Regions from separate parts of the Homo sapiens genome. Here all the other regions are linked to region 1. The links are chromatin contacts, found by Hi-C or POLR2A ChIA-PET in ENCODE. All regions are on one chromosome and are shown on one strand. The core of a region is the stretch at or near the end of the contact, and the rest is flanking DNA. Distances in the headings are between cores, read along the strand shown. Region 1 holds the start of TBC1D22A-DT (TBC1D22A divergent transcript). Region 2 holds the start of CDPF1 (cysteine rich DPF motif domain containing 1). Region 3 overlaps LINC00899 (long intergenic non-protein coding RNA 899).

Evidence for each region. A loop is a pair of places that touch in the nucleus more often than their neighbours do. ChIA-PET counts read pairs that join two places held with the same protein, here RNA polymerase II (POLR2A). Pooled maps may share reads with other maps.
Region 2: a loop to region 1 is called in a pooled map, with 8 times the contacts of the local background. The contact joins the promoter of CDPF1 here to the promoter of TBC1D22A-DT in region 1. A Hi-C loop is called at or near these places in 1 of 37 single-sample maps with no recorded cell type and 6 of 50 pooled maps. POLR2A ChIA-PET finds 5 or more read pairs at or near these places in 1 of 52 experiments (B cell).
Region 3: a loop to region 1 is called in a map with no recorded cell type, with 4 times the contacts of the local background. The contact joins the enhancer-like site here to the promoter of TBC1D22A-DT in region 1. A Hi-C loop is called at or near these places in 1 of 168 maps with a recorded cell type or tissue (CD4-positive, alpha-beta memory T cell), 7 of 37 single-sample maps with no recorded cell type and 8 of 50 pooled maps. POLR2A ChIA-PET finds 5 or more read pairs at or near these places in 5 of 52 experiments (CD4-positive, alpha-beta T cell, GM10248, GM12878 and 2 more).

Annotation. Positions count from the first base shown.
Region 1 is chr22:46,761,278-46,765,369 of GRCh38, forward strand. It overlaps TBC1D22A-DT (TBC1D22A divergent transcript), which reads right to left and starts at 1,251. Exons shown (of 1, transcript NR_186691.1): 1 at 634-1,251. It overlaps TBC1D22A (TBC1 domain family member 22A), which reads left to right and starts at 1,373. Exons shown (of 13, transcript NM_014346.5): 1 at 1,373-1,571. The coding sequence starts at 1,510. RefSeq lists enhancers at 420-1,254, 991-1,120, 1,821-1,900, 2,831-2,900, 2,941-3,020 and 1 more and a silencer at 2,021-2,080.
Region 2 is chr22:46,248,373-46,252,306 of GRCh38, forward strand. It overlaps CDPF1 (cysteine rich DPF motif domain containing 1), which reads right to left and starts at 1,921. Exons shown (of 4, transcript NM_207327.5): 1 at 1,884-1,921. RefSeq lists silencers at 1,500-1,669, 1,780-2,109 and an enhancer at 1,704-2,211.
Region 3 is chr22:46,039,192-46,043,009 of GRCh38, forward strand. LINC00899 (long intergenic non-protein coding RNA 899) reads right to left here. Exons shown (of 4, transcript NR_027036.1): 3 at 3,383-3,449; 4 at 716-1,861. It overlaps LOC124905136 (a long non-coding RNA gene), which reads left to right. Exons shown (of 2, transcript XR_007068137.1): 2 at 1-1,246. Among named protein-coding and RNA genes, the nearest start is that of LINC00899, 3.8 kb to the right of the region's middle. Within about 2 kb of position 1,665, at least 6 of the 41 ENCODE cell types and tissues checked have a DNase peak (open chromatin) inside an H3K27ac peak, as active enhancers do.

The sequences.
Region 1 (4,092 bases), core at 1-2,500:
CCCTGGGGCCTTCTGAGCCCTACTAGGAGAGGATTCTAGGAGAGTAGGACGCCTTGCACATAGTAAGTACTAAGTCAATGTTACTTACCAGTAAATGAAGAGGCATGGGAAATTGTTATTATTTTTGAGACGGAGTTTCGCTCTGTCGCCCAGCCTGGAGTGCAGTGGCACGATCTGGGCTCACTGCAAGCTCTGCCTCACGGGTTCACGCTATTCTCCTGCCTCAGCCTCCAGGGAAATTCTTAATCAGAAAATATGTCTTAGATTTTTGTTTTAAAAGAGAACTGGCAGGAGCTCCAAATACACTAAAGCTCCAGTCTGAAATGACAGTCCCTGAGCATTCAATCTTTGGTCTAAGAAGCACAGAAATGTAATGCAAACCAGACACGGTTTTTTTAGTGATTTTCTGCACACACACACACACACACACACACACACAGTAAAAAGATCTAGTCATAACGTGTGCACCTGCAGTTCCAACTACTGGGGAGGGTGAGGCAGGAGGATCACTAGAGGGCAGGAGTTCGAGACTAGCCTGGGCAACATAGCAAGACACCCACCCCCAGTCCCCCCCGGAAAAAAAGAATAAAAAAGGTAAAAATAATTTTAAAAAGAGTAAAAGGAATGTAAAAATAATTTTAATGCATTTTATTTAATCCAATACATTAAAAATGTTACCTAACATGCAAACAATATACAAATTATTTTATACGACGTCTTTGGAATCCTGTATTTTACACGTAAAGCGCATCTCACTCCGGACTAGCCAGGTTTCAAGCACGTGATAGCCGCACAAGGCTGGAACCCAGGCCTGGGGAATTAATTCTTGTCCTCGGTGCTCAAACCATTCTTCCCTTCAAGCCTGGCCTAATCCCCAGTCTCTCTCATCTCTTCGAATACGCTCCGCGGTTATGCCCCTCACCTCACTGCACTGCAAATATTTCGTCCACTGAGTATTTGCTGATCGTCACTCAGTGCCGGGTGACCCAGCTTGACCAGCACCCGCAGCCGCCCTGCCACTGTTGGGCCGGGTATGGTGTGTCTGGCTTCCCTCTGTTCTGGGCCGGCTCCGAAACGCGCTCAAGAGAAATCGGAATCAGACACGGGGCAGTTCAGCTTTGGAAATGAGGAGCTCGAGGCTCCTGGGAGTCCGTTGCGGGCAGGTGGGCGCCGCTGTTGTGTCGGGAGAGCCAGGAGCGACAGACTCAAACTCAGAAACCCAACCACCTCCGCTCCCTCCGCGATGCGTGTAACGTGCGTTGCGCGGCGTCGCCCTTTAATAACGACGGGCGCTCGGAGTGCTGCGTCACTCGCCACCAGGGACTTAGGCGGGACTTCCGGGCGCGCGTAGGCACAACTTCCGGAAGGAGGCGGAAGAGCTTCTCGGCTCTAGGCTCTGGAGTCCCGGGAGCAGTGAGGGGCCACCCGGGGCACAGGAAAGGGCCGCTAGGGGAGGGCCGGGTGCACTCGGGGTGTCTGGGCCGCGGGTCTGAGGGATGAGGAGGGGCCATGGCCAGCGACGGGGCCAGGAAGCAATTCTGGAAGCGCAGCAACAGCAAGCTCCCGGGCAGGTGGGTGTGCCGCGGAGGGCCAGGTCGGGGTCAGGGGTCAGAGGTCAGGTGGCCGCGTTGGCCTCCTGGGCTGCGGGTGGAGTCGGGGGTCTGGAGAGGGCAACTTGGACTCTGAGGAGACTGCTGGATGGTGTGACGGGCGTTGGGGGGCTCGGAGGTCGGAGCGTGGGGTCTGGGGGTGACAGTGGCTGCACGTAGGATCGAGGCTTGCAAGGACGAGGAGGAGCTATTGGCGTTTTTCCTGACACTGGCAGGCTTCTTTCCGAGAAACTCCTGGGCTCCTTGGGGAGGCTGGAAGGAACTGATTCGGGTCATGCTGTGAAGTTTGGTGGAGTCCGGAAGCTGGCCGGGCTGAGGCCCCCCGTCTGCTGGGTGGATCAGTTTCTGCAGGGGGTGTGGTGTTTTTGACCCACTTGATTTGCCTGTGGTCTCTTGAGGGCTGCGGCTCTTGCCTTGAGCATAGAAGAGGACTAGAGTTTCCCTGTGAGTTTCCATGTTTCTGCTTGCTGGTGTCAAAACCACCTCCTATGTTGTGTTAGCAGGAAGTTTTTTTTTTTTTTTTTTTTTTTTTTTTTTTTTTCTTCGGCTGGAATGACCTGGGTACACCCTAGATGCTATACAGCTCCAGAGCTCCAGAGTCCTTGTCTGATTGCTGTGGCGCTGAGCTATGCCAGGGCCCTAGGGAATGAGACATTACGTGGAGGGTACCTAGGATAAAATCAGCCACTGGTGAAAACAGATCAGAGATAAGCAAACGTCAAGATTTCAGAACATAGTTCTGTTCCAAAGCTGAAGTCTGGAATGCTGAAAATTATGAATTGTGTTACGAAGATAAGTCTGAGTAGAATCATTCATAAACACAGTAAAATGGTTTGTACTCCTGTTTCATAATAAATATTATTGTTTGAGTGTTTGAATGATAAACTTTGGAATTTACTGCATCCAGTTAGAAAAGTTTACTTTTGGCCAGGTGTGGCGGCTCACGCCTGTAATCCCAGCACTTTGGGAGGTCGAGGTGGACAGATCACCTGAGGTCAGGAGTTTGAGACCAGCCTCACCAACATGGAGAAACCTAGTCTCTACTAAAAATACAAAATTAGCTGGGCATGGTGGCACATGCCTGTAATCCTGGCTACTTGGGAGGCTGAGGCAGGAGAATCACTTGAACCTGGGAGGTGGAGGTTGCAGTGAGCCGAGATCGTTCCATTGCACTCCATCCTGGGCAATAAGAGCGAAACTCTGTCTCAAAAAAAAAAAGGAAAGTTTACTTTTAAGAGTGATCTGGGGGTTAGCAGCGTGAGTTACTGACAGCTCAGACAGTGGCTTTGAGAATGAAGGGAGTCATCAAAGGTGGCCGGAGACCCTATTCGACTCCACAGGACCGTGCTTGATTCGAGAACAGTAAGACCTTTCAACAAAACCAGTGTCAGGGTCCAAGGTGAGTGAAGATTCTGGAATGGTGGTGGGTAGGAGGTCCTGGTAGTGACAGGAACAAATGCTGTAGAACATAAGAGTCCAGGGAAGAGGAGCCACATGACAGTGTAACTTTTATGTGTTACTTTTAGGTCTTAAGGTTTTGGTTCCTCATCAGTCTAAACTCTAATTCTTAATCAGCTTAGATGTAAGAATAACAGAGCTGCTGTGTGGAGTTACAGCAGTGACTCAACCTTTGGATTGAAGGCTGTGGCTCTTGGTAATTTGTCCTTATACTGAGTTGAATTTATGTCCATCTGGAAACTATGGATGTGACATTTGGAAATAGGGTTTTTGCACAAGTAATCAAGGTAAAATGAGGTCATACTGGATGAGGGTGGGCCTTAGTTCGTCAACTAGTATTTTTATAAAAAGAGGGAAATTTGAATACAGAGAGACACACACAGGGAAATGGCCCTATGGAGACAGAAACAGAGATTGGAATAGTACATTTACAAGCCAAGGAAAGCCAGGGGTTGCTGGCAGCCACCAGAAGCTAGAAGAGGCAAGGAAGGATGCTCACCTAGAGACTTGACAGAGAGCATGGCCCTGCAGATGACCACTTGATTTTGGGTTTTTGGCGTTTAAAACTGAGAGAGAATAAGTGTCTGTTGTGTTAAGCCATTCAGTTGGTGGTAATTTGTTATGGCAGCCACAGGAGACTAATACAGTCTCCAGCTTTCTTCTGTGTGAACCTGAAATACCGAACACCAGCTTTCCTTTTCCTCTGACTTTGATGCTATTCTGTGTCTTAGGCACTTTTGAGAGCAGCTTCTGTATTACCTTTGTGAAGTTGGAGTCTTGGAGAGTTCGAGGCTGTCACTGAAGAGGGCAGAAGAAGAAGGAGAGGTTGGGTGCACCAGGAAGGCCTGTGAAGCCTCTGTGTCTCCCATCCGTCTTGTGGCTCAAGCCTCTGGCAGTGCTGCTCTTTCAGGTGGCAGGCTGGAACTCTTCCCTGAAGGAGGAGTCACAGAGGGGTGCCCGTTTTCCTATCAGTAGTGGTGATTGGTCACTAGCTGCGTATTTATTTAGTCCACACCTATGCAAG
Region 2 (3,934 bases), core at 671-3,170, 510 kb before region 1:
AGTCCTAGCACAGTTTCTTGCCTCCCTACCGTACCCTTTTCTCTATCCCCAGCTGAAACAGGTTTTCACCGGTGCCCAGAGTGACAGGATTTGCTGTCCATATTCCAATGGTTTAAGGTTTTTGTACTGCTAGAGAGAAGGATCCAGACAGGATCAAGCCAGAGCACCCATCTCTTCTTCCAGGTCTGCACCACGGTAAAAGCGTTCCGGTCTCCTGCTCTGCCCCATTCTTTACCACAAGCCCCCAGTGAACGCTGGTGGAGAAGGGCCCAGAGTGGGTGCAAAATCTCCTGTTTCTGCTGCTCCTAGAAGCTCTATGCCCTCACATTAGTCCACACGTGGTGTGGACATTAGAACTGTTTTCTTGGCCAGGCGCAGTGGCTCATGCCTGTAATCCCAGCACTTTGGGAGGCCAAGGCAGGCGGATCACGAGGTCAGGAGATCGAGACCATCTAGCTAACATGGTGAAACCCCGCCTCTACTAAAAATACAAAAAATTAGCCAGGCGTGGTGGCGGGCGCCTATAGTCTCAGCTACATGGGAGTCTGAGGCAGGAGAATGGCGTGAACCCAGGAGACGGAGCTTGCAGTGAGCCGAGATCGCGTCACTGCACTCCAGCCTGGGAGACAGCGAGACTCCATCTCAAAAAACAAACAAACAAAAAAACTGTTTTCTTATCTGCTTGTATGGAACCCCCTTCTCATGTTCATGGTTGGGTCTTGGAGGCCTCTCTTTCCTTAGATTTCTGGCTAAATGGCTGCCATCTGATGGGTTCATCAAAAGTTACAATTTTGCTGATTACCCAGCTCCTTCTTTGACTATGGAATCAAGTACGACATTATCAGCTGGCCCCTAGCTCTTGGCTGTGACCTCCCCTCGCCTGAACTGAGCGTGGTGTATAAAGGCGTATCAAATGCGATGGCTTTCCCCACTGGGTGTCCCCAGATGCAACTCCAGGAAGCATGGGTTACCAGTGACTTTAAAAGTTAAGTCTGGCCCGGTGTGGTTGCTCATACCTGTAATCCCAGCACTCTGGTAGCCAGAGGCGGGCGGATTACCTGAGGTCAGGAGTTCAAGACCAACCTAGCCAACATGGCGAAACCCCATCTCTACTAAAAGTACAAAAATTAGCCGAGCATAGTGGCGGGTGCCTGTAATCCCAGCTACTTAGGAAGCTGAGGCAGGGGAATCACTTGAACCTAGGAGGCGGAGATTGCAGTGAGCCGAGATTGTGCCACTGTACTCCAGCCTGGGCGACAGGGCGAGACTCCTTCTCAAAAAAATAAAAATTAAAATTAAATAAAATAAAATATTAGCCGGGCGTGGGGGCGGGCGCCTCTAATCTCATCTACTCAGGAGACTGAGGTAGGAGAATCGCTTGAGCGGGGGGTTGGGGAGCGGGGGCTGGGGGGGCGGAGGTTGCGGTGAGCCGAGATCGCGCCACTGCATTCCAGCCTGGGCGACAGAGCGAGACTCTGTCTCAAAACAAAAGTTACGATCGATCGCGGGTGTGCGTGAACCTGATCCCGCTTCTCTTCTGCACGCCGGGGCGTCCTAGGCCCCTGCCGAGGCTCCTGGGGGCGGTGCCTGTGAACAGGGACGGCTGAGAGGGTCCGGGGATGCTGGTGGTCCCCGCGAGCCTCCGCCTGCCCTCTCTCGCCCCAGCGCTGCCCGAGGTCAGGGGGGACAGTCCCGTGAGGCCCACACCCCGCTTCTCGGTCCCGTCCCCAAAGCTGAGAGCGGCTGCGCCGACTCCTGGCGCTTGGAACCCAGCAGGCCACGCCGGCGCGGAACTCAGTCCCGGCGAGCGGGAGGCACCCTGAGGCAGCGCAGGGAAGGGCCACAGCACGCTCGCCCCAGTCACTCTGCCACCTCGAACTCACCGCCGCCCTCGTCCCACGGCTCCGCGTCCAAGGCGCCTGAGCGGCCCCGCCCCACCGCGGCCCGGCCAACCCCGGTGCAGCCGCAGACGCAGGCGCGGAGCGGGAGGCGGGACCTCGCGGTGGTTTTCCGCCTCTGCCTTGCTTTTCCGGTCGCCGCGGTCCTCTGCGCGGGATGTGGCTCTGAGCTTCGGGGTAGTCCGCGAGGCTGGGTTCCGTGCTGAGGGGCGTCGCGTCTGGCCGTGCGCTGCGGGAGCGCGCGGGCCTGGCCCGCTGTCCTGGCCGCTGCGAGGCGCTCAGCTTCTTTCTGAGTGTTCCGCCGGGTTCGACAGGGTCGAGGTCGCCGGCGCGAGGCTCCCGGATAGCTGAGGGGCGCGAGGGCGCCTCCAGTCTCCCACCTGCCCTCCCGCGCCGCGGACTAGGCTGCCAGTCTACCCCACCGGGACGTCTGCCCCCGCATGCAGGAGGGGGTGTGTCGGCCCAACGGGGTCTCAGGACCTGTCCCTGCTCCTCCAAAGCCCACGTCGCCTGCGGCGCCCCTCGGGTCTGCGCCGCGTTCTCCTTTAGCCTCCCGGGCCTCTCCGCTGCCCCTCGCCCCCAGGCACCAGCCACACCTGCTTCCTTCTGTTCCCGCCCGTGGCCTCTGACACGCCGTGCCCTGGACCCGAAATGCCCGCCCCACTCCTGGAGCCTCCGGTGTGTGAGAGGCACCTTTCCTTGGGGTCAGGGGCCCGGACTCTGAAGCCGGCCTGGCTTTGCCTGTGGGCCCCGATCCTCCCAGCTCGAGTCCCTCGCCCCAGCCGCCGCGGGCCTTCACCTGTGCTTTGGGGACGACAGGATGGCCACCCTCCTTCCCCCAAAGATTTGAGGGTTTTGCTCCACGCGGGAGAAGGTCTGCCTGTGCCACCAGCCGGCAGCCTTTCACATGCTGTTGCGTTACGGGGCCCTCTGTGACCTTTCCCTAGGCCGAGGGGTGCTTCGTCTCTGTTCCTGAGAGACCAGAATTTATTCTTGGTTTGTCAAGCCACATCTGTAGGAATGTTGCCCAGTTGCAGCAGGCTGGGGTCTGGGACTTGCTCCTTTGGCGAATTGAGAAGTAAGGATATAGAAGGCATTTTAGCACTAATGGAAACCAGAACCACTCTTAGACCTGGGCAAGAGGGGCCCCAGAAATTAGCAAGCGATTAGCAAGCAGCTGGATTTCGATGACCTCCACTGTACTTAGAGCAACGGCATTCGATTCGTTGGATCATTTCAAAGATGACATACTGGGTTGTTTGTTTGTTTCTGGCGGTGTCTAAAGATGGAACATCTTGAAGCATTTTGAATTTGACCTGTGGCTACCCTCAGATACAATGATGGTAACCCCATGAGTGCTGTTAAAGCAATTTGACTTATTGTAGACAGGTTAACACATGAGATGCGTTAAAAGAGTTAAGTGAAATAATAGGCAGCATTCAAAGAGCAAATCGTGGTCTTTGGCAGAAAATAGAGTTAATTTTGTATTTGAGCTGTCCAGTTATTACAATTAGAAAACGTTTTAAAGAATCCAAAAGGATTTAAAATATTGCATAAAGTTTTAGGAGAAAATGGTTTCCAAAAAGCAACTGCATATGAAATAAGCACTAAAATGACATTAAAGTACAATGTAAGAAAATCGGAACTAGAAGCATTTGCTGGAGTCTGAAGAAAAAGATTTATGGATGAATGATTCTGAAACTAACTTCTATAGAGACAATTTTCCGGCGATGGTAGATCAAGGTGTAGATTGTACTGAAGAGAGAGATTCAAACAAAGTGAGTAATCTACCGCAGTTTTCAGTTTTCTTGGTAATACCCCAACAACGTAAAAGAAAAACGTAAGAAATCCTGTATGGATCTAAATGTAAGAAACGATGATAATGGTGAAATAATAACATTATTTTATATAATGAAAATATTGTGTAATATTTTCTGCAATCATAATTTTTCATATGCACCCTTTCTACACTGTTTAAACATGATATCAACAGTCATGATTCAGTTCTACATATAACGCTTTAAGAATTTATTCAT
Region 3 (3,818 bases), core at 415-2,914, 720 kb before region 1:
ATCTCAAGTGCTCCAGGAAGGAAACACACAGGCTGTGCCCACATGCGTGGGCATTCACAGCACGTGCGGGTGACATTGCTCATTAAAACACTGTAAAAATTAATTGGCATTCACAAAGTTCTAGTCACAATAGCAAACATTTTAAAAAATCAGAAACAGGCCAGGCACAGTGGCTCACGCCTGTAATTTCAGCACTTTGGGAGGCCGAGGTGGATCACTTGAGCCTGGGAGGCAGAGGTTGCAGTGAGCCGAGATTGCACCACTGCACTCCAGCCTGGGTGACAGTGAGACCCTGTCTCAAAAAACAAACAAACAGACAACACAAACAATTCAATTGTCCATCAGTATGTGAGTGGGTAAACAAATGTCAATAGGCATATGATAAAATATCACGTAGCAGTAAAAAGGAATGGGCTATTGATAAACTCAACAACATAGATAGCAGGATCCCGAGCAAGAGTTCATACTCCATGAGTTAAAATTTTTTTTTAATAAATTGAAACTGATCTACGGTGGTTGGATTCAGATTGCTGGCTGCCAGGAAGTCAGAGACTGCCTGCAAGGGGCTCTAGGGAACATTTTGTGGTGATGTTTTCTTTCTTGATCGTGGTGATACATGTCACGGTTGCATACATTGTCAAAACTCATCGAACAGTAGAGGTGAAAGGGATTTTGCTGCATGGAACTTATTCCTTAATAAGGTTGATTTCAAAAATTAACTGGTATTTATACTTTATTTTTCAAATCTTGTAGAAAATAATGACATAAAATGCTCACAACGTATTCAACAAAAAGACTGTAAAATAACCTATAGTATGATCTAATGATTATATATACATGAATATATGTATGCATTTATAACTTACGATATGGTCCATTCATATAGATATGTGTACACACACACAAACACATATATGCATGCGCACATATATACACATACAGTTTGGAAAATATAGCAGAAGGACTTTCAACCAAATGCATTCAGTAATTACCTCATGGGTAATTGTTTTCTTTTTATTTTTTAATTCTAAATACCCTCTTAGTTTTTTCTTAATTCTAAATATCCTCTTAGTTTTTTTTTTTTTTTTTTGTACTTTTCTGTAATGAACACTATTTTTGTGGAAGAGAGTCTTTTTTGCTTGCTGTATTTTTCTTTATTGTTAATTGACAAATAATTGTATGTATTCATGAGGTATAATATGTTATATATATAACACTTTTCTTTTTATAAACAAATAAAAACAAACATCTCTCTTTTTTTTTTCCAGCTGTAGCAGGCCAGGGACATGGGGCTGGGCCCTGGACAGGGTGGTGAGGACATCCCGGTTCCCACGAAAAGCAACCGCCTGGCAAGTCTGGAGCAGGCGAAGAGGGAGTGAGGGGGTGTGGCTCGCTCCCCAAGTTCTTTGGCTCAGCTTCAGTGCTGGGTCATTCTTGGGGACTGCTATGCCCACTGGGCACTGCAGAACTTCTGGTGCGTGTGGCTAAGGGGAGTCGGGAAGAGCCCTGTCCCTGGACCAGACCTTCCTGTTGGGAGTACTGGGACCCAGTGACCTTGTGCACCTTTCCTGAAGCTTCTGGGCCCCAAGTGGTCGAATGCAGAGTGGGCTGGGGAGTCACAGACTGTGCTTCCTGCTTTCAACCTCCGTTCCAGGTTCCTGTGCGTTCCGTGGGCCCATCCACCTGGCTGGGCTTGGCTAGGCTGTGACCTTCTCTGAGGACAGGGCTCTGCCTGCATTTGGAGCTGCTGGGACCTCAGTGTCACCCCCCACTCTCGCCAGCTGGCCTCACAAAGGTGCCCAGGAGGAGACCTGATTGCCGACTCCTTTCCCCTCCCTGGCTGAGCAGATTCTACAACAGCCTGTGGAAATTAAAATAAGAGCTTAAAACTGTCAAAAAAATTTTTTTTAACCAAGTCACAAATGGGAAAGCTGAGGCGGCAGCAGGTTAAGGACACTTTGTGATGTAGCGTTCTCTCCCAGTGCTTTCGTACTGTAAACATCACAGTCCACGGTCCCTGTGAACAGGCAGCCACAGAGACTGGGTTTAGACTTGCCGGGGAAGGCTGCATCCAAAGTGGGGCCAGCTCAGAACTATTCCACCACATGGGGGGCCATTAGTTCTGCTCAGTTCTGTGGGGCCTCACTAGTGTTTCTATTTAAAAATAAGTCAAGGTAAAAGAAAAAGTTTCAAAATGTAACAGTCACGTATCTATTTCTGTAATTGTAAAGAAATACACTGTCATGTGACGGCTGGAGGCTCTGGAGCAGAGGGCCTAGGAGGAATTTTTTTTCTTTTTCTTTTTCTTTCCTGAATTCTCCAAACCGTCTATCACAGTGTGTATTGCTTTTATAACGGGAAGAGATAAAATAGACTTACATTAAAAATAATCAAACTGCACCTGTGCCTACATGTCAAATGATAAACGTGACAATCAAAGGCACTTTTTATTTATCGAATACCTGGTTCATGCCACATCTCCTGCTAGGCCCTCCCAGCGTGCTGGCTCCTCAGAACACCCTGCAGGTGGGAGCTGGGCACCAGGGTCCCTGAGGCAGCATTCAGCACCCACGTGGCAGAGCCAAGGCTGGACAGGGATGATTCCAACATCCAGGATTGTATTATGCTTATAACGACTTCCTGCCTGTTTGTATTTAAGACAAGGTCTCTCACTGCAGCTTTGACCTCCCGGGCTTGAGCAGTCTTCCCACCTCAGCCTCTGGAGTAGCTGGGAGTTACAGGTGCACACCCCCATGCTTGGCTAATTTTTGTATATTTTGCATAGACAGGGTTTCGCCGTGTTGCCCAGGCTGGTCTGGAATTCCTGGGCTCGTGCGATCCACCAGCCTCGGCCTCCCAAAGTGCTGGGATTACAGGCGTGAGCCACAACGCCCAGCCCCTGTCTCTTAAAGGTGAACATTTTCCCTAAATACAATGATCTTCAGTTAAAATATTTGTATCTTACATAGAATCTGGAATTATTTCTGTAAACAGAATTTAGTAAAAGAAATATAAAAATCAGCTGGGCACGTTGGCTCACGCCTGTAATCCCAGCACTTTGGGAGGCCGAGGTGGGCGGATCACAAGTTCAGGAGATCGAGACCACCACCCTGGCCAACATGGTGAAATCCCGTCTCTACTAAAAATACAAAAATTAGCTGGGCATGATGGTGCGCACCTGTAGTCCCAGCTACTCAGGAGGCTGAGGCAGGAGAATCGCTTGAACTCGGGAGGCGGAGGTTGCAGTGAGCCAAGATCGCACCACTGCGCCACTGCACTCCACCCTGGTGACAGAGCAAGACTGTGTCTCAAAAAAAAAAAAAAAAAAAAAAAGGAAAAAGAAAGAAAGAAAAAAAGAAATATAAAAATCATAGATTTTTACCTTATTTTACCTTATGACACTGTTGACCAACAGCCAAAGTCAGAATCAATTATGTAACTCTCAGAGCCTAGAACAAAATGAAAATATGGGTTCCCTTGTTCAAGAATGACTAAGAATTTTAAGACCGGGGACAGCCAAACATTGAGTGTGGGGCCCTTCTGCACACCGGCCCTCTACCACTGGGCAAGCCACACAGCCACAAAGTCAGCCCTGGACAAGTTATTGATAGTGTATGATAGAACTAAGGTGACGGTTCCCTTTGGGACACACTCTAATCACCAGTGACCACCAGTCAGAAAACAAATGGGCTCAAGCCGCAGGAAGATGAGCCGTTCCCAAGGCATTTTCCAATCCAAAAAATAGCGGTCGCAGCTCAGGAATGAAGTTCCCAGTGAGGATGCAGCGGGAGACACAGCCAGCCTTCCCTCCCCAGGAA